Linked DNA regions of Homo sapiens: region 2 is linked to region 1. A link is a loop called in an ENCODE intact Hi-C map of the cell type or tissue named here. Cell type or tissue: heart left ventricle. All regions are shown on one strand. Each heading gives the region's core, and the rest is flanking DNA. Links, peaks and the distances in the headings are about the cores only.

Region 1 (2,918 bases), core at 314-2,813:
ACCGTGTCCTGTGTGCTGTGGGAAATAAAAGAAAAGCAACATTAAGCACAGCACATTACACACAGCACCCCTGCTCCCTTACATCCTTTTTTTTTTTTTTGAATTAGGCAGGTTAAAAATTGATTATGAAACAATATTATCATCTTCCTTTTTCTCCCACTTTTAAAACCAAACTTGTTCTATCCAATTCTAAGTAATGCTGAAATAGACTTTCATAAACTAAATTCACAAATCATATCAATCCAACATTTATTGGGCACCTACTTTATCCCAGGAATTATGCTAGGTACTGGAAATTTTAAAAATGAGTAACACATGGTCTCTATGATCTCATAGTCTAACTAGGAGAGATATGTGTAAAAGAAGATAGGCGTGAAAAAATATGTAAATGTTGTAATAAAGGTAGATATAAGAGTGGTTGGGAATATGAAGAGGGATATTTCTTTTGGGGGAACAGCAAGACCCAGACCTAGAGTAGCAATACTTAAGGGAAAATAAGACTTCATCTGGGGCATGAGGTGGGAGGGAGGGAAACTACCTCCGTGAAATACGGAGGCCTGCGTAGGACACTGATGGCTGCTCTACTGTGTCTAGTCTCACCAGCCCTTCCTTCTTAACTCTGATTTATTCGGGGATCTACCTCTATTCACTTGATTCAGGGGAAGTTGACCCTATCCCCGGCTGAGGGGCAGATCCCAATTAGTCCAAGATAAACACGGCAGTCACATTCCTGTGATTGATGGATTTAGAAATGGGTACATGATCAAATGCTGGCCAATGAGACATGAAGTCTCTTGGTTATCCAGGAAAGCTTCCCCTCTAAGAAAACAACATGTGAAGAGATAGTTGCCTTTCTTCCCACAGATGTTATCCTGTTTACTGCAATTAAGGGGGGTTTTCAGCTGCAGAGAGACATAGTTTGACTGTAGGTTTAGGGTAGCCAGAGCAGGAGGCATCACTGGGAAGTAGCTGGAAGTATCTGGGGAAGGACCTTGAGTTCGTCAAAGTTTCCATCTCCCAAGGTAAGCAGATGGGGTTATTCCCACAGTCATGGCCATGGCACAGTGACAACAAAACTGAACATCTTGACTCAAGGTGACCTTGTGCTAGAAAACAGGGTAGCCAGGTGAGGTGATACAGCTCTTAAGGACAGGGGTGGCTCATTTTAGTAAAGATTCTGCTAAAACGACACCCTCTATGGAAACTCTGAAGCTGTGTACCAGTCTTTTCAATCATGTCCATATACCTGAGTTGTAATCACTCATGATTGAAGTAAAGTGTGTAAAGTGTTTAGCGCAGTATCACAAATGTGGTAAGTGCTCGGTACACGTCAGTACCAGCATTATCACACACAGCAAAAAATCATTTCTGGAAGCTAAAGATAGCAGACTAATCTATAAAAATAATCCCAGGGAGATTTCTCTCTCCTCTGCCAGTTGGGAAGTTGGTTTGCCTAGTTGTATTTTGATTTCATTCCTAACAATTACCTTAGTCATCTCATAAGTTTTTCCTTGCACCCTTGGGACCATCGGGCCCATGACTCCAGCACCGCTCTAGCTGCAGGCTGCAGTTGGTCTTACTGATCCGAATTCTCAAATTTAGGTTGCTGATCCCACAAGCGTGAACTTCTTGGCTCTGTGTCTGGGCTCTCTGCTTTCAGTTAGACAGGAAACCGGGGCTGGGCAAACCTCCAAGGTTTTAGATTGGCCTTCTGTTCAGATAAGCTGCTAAGGATGTTTCTACTTGGGAACAGTAACAGCTCAAGTTTTTTCCTGGGTTTTAACTTGTGCCTTTGTGACATACCAACAGATTTAGAACTGACGTTATGATTGGAGTGAAAATACCCACATGTGACTTGAGTTAAACAGACCTCCACTGATCAGAGCCACAAGGCCAACTAATCTCAGGGTGTTAAACGGAAATTCTCTGAGAGGCACCAAGCAATCTATGCTATGAGAGATAAGTCAGGGAAAAGAGGTCTTTAGCCCGTGTGCTTATTTTTAACTGAGTTCAGTTTCATGTTGGGATACAAAGCAGTTTCTTTAGGATCTTAGAGAACTAGCCCAGTAGGGTGGGAGTTCAAATCCCCGCTCCATTGCTTATTAGGTATGGCCAAGTTATTTCTCTGATCCTCAGTTTCTTTACCGAAACTGATGATAATAACTTTCTCATAGGATTAGTGTGAGGATCAAAGTAGACATGTGCCAGAGGACTGGAACATAATAAATGCTCAATAAATAGTGGGTACTATTTCTAAATCCCCCAGGAGAGGTGACTGCTATTGTGTAAATGTATTTTACAAGTTCAGAAAAAATTAGATTAAGAAAAATAATGAAAACTAGCATTAATCAAAAATTTACTATGTTCCAGGCACGCTTCCAAGTATTTACATGTGTAACTCATTGAATCCTCACAACACTCTTTATTATTATTATTATTATTAATTTTTTATTTTTTTTGTCTCGCTGTGTCACCCAGGCTGGAGTGCAGTGGTGTGATCTCAGCTCACTGCAACCTCCGCCTCCCAGGTTCAAGCTATTCTGCCTCAGTCTCCCTCCTGAGTAGCTGGGATTACAGGCATGTGCCACCCTGCCTGCCTAATTATTGTATTTTTAGTAGAGACAGGGTTTCACCATGTTGGCCAGGCTAGTCTGGAATTCCTGGCCTCAAGTGATCCACCCCCTCGGCCTCTCAAAGTGCTGGGATTACAGGCGTGAGCCACCATGCCTGGCCTATTATTCCTATCTTACAGACAAGGAAACTCAGGCACTAGGAGATTAAGTAGCCCCTCTAAAATGGTGAGCAAAATAGGCCCAAGCTATTAGTCCTTCTGATAGACCAGTTTGCTTGAGAGAACAAATTCTTTCAGACATTCTCATTATATTTGATTCTTTCTGGATCTTTCATATTGGCTACCC
Region 2 (2,918 bases), core at 296-2,795, 200 kb before region 1:
ACCACTTGAGGCAACTGTTCCCTACAGAGCAAGCCACATTACCCACTGTAAGGTCTGGGTTTTAGGCCTTGAACTCCTTCCTGCACTAAGACTTCAGTCTCCTTTTAACTGAGGAGAGCCCAGAAATTATCTGTTTGTGTCTCCTTCAGGATGCTCTATGGGTAGACCTGGCCTTGGCTTACCAAACCCCATGCAAATAACCTGTTACCTGCCCCCTTTTCTACCCCTTCCAGTGGGCCACTCCTTTAACATCTCATCTTCCAGGATTCACCTTCTGCCAACTTCTCTTCACCACACAATCTGCAGAAGCAAAGAAACCCTCCAAAAACCAACTTTCTACAAAAAAGTGAGTGTACCTAACAGAAAGCTTACATACTCACCATATCTTTTTTTTTTTTTTTTTTTTTTTGAGACAGAGTCTCACTCTGTCACCCAGGCTGGAGTGCAGTGGCACGATCTTGGCTCACTGCAACCTCTGCCTCCCGGGTTCAAGCAATTCTCTGCCTCAGTCTCCCGAGTAGCTGAGATTACGTCACCTGCCACCATGCCAGGCTAATTTTTGTATTTTTAGTAGAGATGGGGTTTCACCATCTTGGCCAGGCTGGTCTTGAACTCCTGACCTCACGATCCACCCGCCTTGGCCTCCCAAAGTGCTGGAATTACACGCATGAGCCACCACACCTGGCCCACCATATCTTGTAATAAACAAAAACAGTGTCTTTTACAGAGAATATTGATGCTATTTGATGGTGATGCTGGTAGTGGGGGGAGGGAGGGAAGATGAGTAAGTATATTGACGTTAATTTTTTCTTTAAAAGGTAACAATGCAAAGCAGAAAGGAGATTCAGAATGGGAAATTATCTGGGGGCTTGGTTTGACCTCCACAGAGATCTATGCTTCATTTGCGTATTTGTTCTGTCTTCTCATAGAGCACTGCTCCTATTCTGGGAAGACATAAAAAGAAAGATAAACTGAACTGGGATGGTGGGTACAAGTGAAGAGGATGGGAACAGGGATCAAAGCTCAGAGCAGCTCTTGGAGATCAGAAACTGGAGCTCAGAGTTCCATGAGGAACAAAAGAGTGTAGGGATGAGAGTCTATGTTGCGGGGGGAAGGCAAGAGCCAGGTGAAAGGGAGGTGGCTGTTACAGGAAGGGAGGCGAGAGTAGAAACTTGCCTCTTCGGGCACCCTGGCCCTTAAGAAACTTGCTAAAAATGAACAAGCAAGCCATGTCTGAAACCCCTTCACTCTCAGGTTGAATGAAATGAGATGTCACTGTGTGACGATGACATGCTGTGCAGATGAACTGCAGTCCCAGGAGGTTCTAGGGCTGCAGCACTTCTCCTCACTTGGGCCATGCCCTGTGCCTGGGTACAGCTGAGCCCTGGAAACTGAAGTAGGAATTTAACTGTTAATGATGTTCTTTTTATCCCAGCTAGCATCAAACAAATTTGCCTCAAGAAGGTAAAAAAAAAAAAAAAGCAAAAGCAAAAAACATTAATGTAGAATTTTGACCCTATTAATCCTTACAGCCCCATCTTAAAAATCTTTGCTTTCACAATTTTCAAATTTCATTTTTCATTCCATGTTGCTAAGCCTCAGACCATGGTCATTGCTCTAAAACATAAAAACTCTGCCTCCTGCAAGCCACCACTAAAGAGGAGCTTGTATTGGTACAAAATTCTACCTCCCACTGCTGCCCTTAACAGAGAAAACCACAGATACAATATGCTCTAATGAAGCTCATATTTAATCATTCCCCAATATCCCAAGCCCGCCCATATCTCATTATCTCCATTCATACCTCCCTAATCCAGACCACCAACATCTCTTGCTAGGACTACTGAGCAAGACTCTAACTGGTCAACTGCTTCACTCTCTTCCTATAGTCTATTCCCTACGTAGCAGTCAGACCTCATCACTCCCCTGCACTCAAAACCCTCTCCTGACTTCTATTACCTTTAGAACAGAAGCCAGTGTACAGAGCAGTACAGTCCGGCCCTGGACTGCCTCTGTGAGTTTGTCACCCATCACCCTACTGGCACAAGGGCATCAGGCTTCTTCCTGGAATCCACTAGCCAGCTCCCTCTCAGAAATTTGGCTTTGTTGTTTCTCTGCCTGAAACATTCTGTTCCCAGGTATTCTCATGGTTTGCTCAAAGGTCAGTTCCTCAGATAGACCTTCTCTGACAGATGACTCTGAAACAGCCATCCTGTCAACTCTCCATCCCCTTTTGTATTCTCATGACACTTTTCCCTGACAGTACATGTTTGTCTCTCTTTTTATTACCTTTATTACCTGCTAGAATGTGAGCCAAATGAGGGCAATCATTATCATATTACATGTTATATCTCTTAGTAAAATCCAGTTTATAGTATTTGCTCAACCAATAGTTCTTAAATGAATAACTTTAATTTTCAGAGTTCCATCAGAGTTAAAAGCACATTGTCTTTCATTTTAACATGCTGGCCATTTAACAATTGCATCATGGGAAACAAGGCAAGAAACAAAGGAGGAAAGCTGCACTCCAAACTCAAGATCTTATAAACACTTTCAGATAAAAAGACATCTCTTGAGTGACAGAAGGCAATGAAGACTAAAAGGTTAATGAAAAAATATTGTGTTAAACAGCTAACACAATAAATGCAAAAATACTTGGTGCCACATTAAAAATAAAATCCTATTTCATACATAATTTGACAATTTCTTCTTTGGTTATAGATCAAAATCAACAGTGACATTTATACAGTGAGGCATGCATATCTATAGCTGGAAGGGAATTTAAATGTAATTTAGCTTGTCTTGAATGTGGTTTTCAAATGAAAATCAAACGTAGTCTAAATAAAGATTTGTACTCGTGTGACTGTTTTGCAATTTGAAGGAATTAATTAGCTTCAAAGATGTGCTATTTAACATCA

The links. Peaks named below come from ENCODE experiments on the same cell type or tissue, not always from the same donor. Only the 100,000 strongest peaks of a DNase experiment are listed, where the experiment ranks them.
Region 2: a loop joins it to region 1, with 1.8 times the contacts of the local background. A loop is called at or near these places in 2 of 110 quality-filtered maps.

Annotation. Positions count from the first base shown.
Region 1 is chr1:184,295,515-184,298,432 of GRCh38, reverse strand. No RefSeq gene overlaps it. Among named protein-coding and RNA genes, the nearest start is that of C1orf21-DT, 90 kb to the left of the region's middle. In heart left ventricle, for the core only: no CTCF peak of the experiment used is centred there; a DNase peak (open chromatin) is centred at 1,652; H3K4me3 peaks cover 264 bases; H3K27ac peaks cover 2,500 bases.
Region 2 is chr1:184,493,409-184,496,326 of GRCh38, reverse strand. The region is part of intron 2 of C1orf21 (chromosome 1 open reading frame 21); the gene reads right to left. Among named protein-coding and RNA genes, the nearest start is that of C1orf21, 110 kb to the right of the region's middle. RefSeq lists an enhancer at 909-978. In heart left ventricle, for the core only: no CTCF peak of the experiment used is centred there; no DNase peak of the experiment used is centred there; H3K27ac peaks cover 2,500 bases.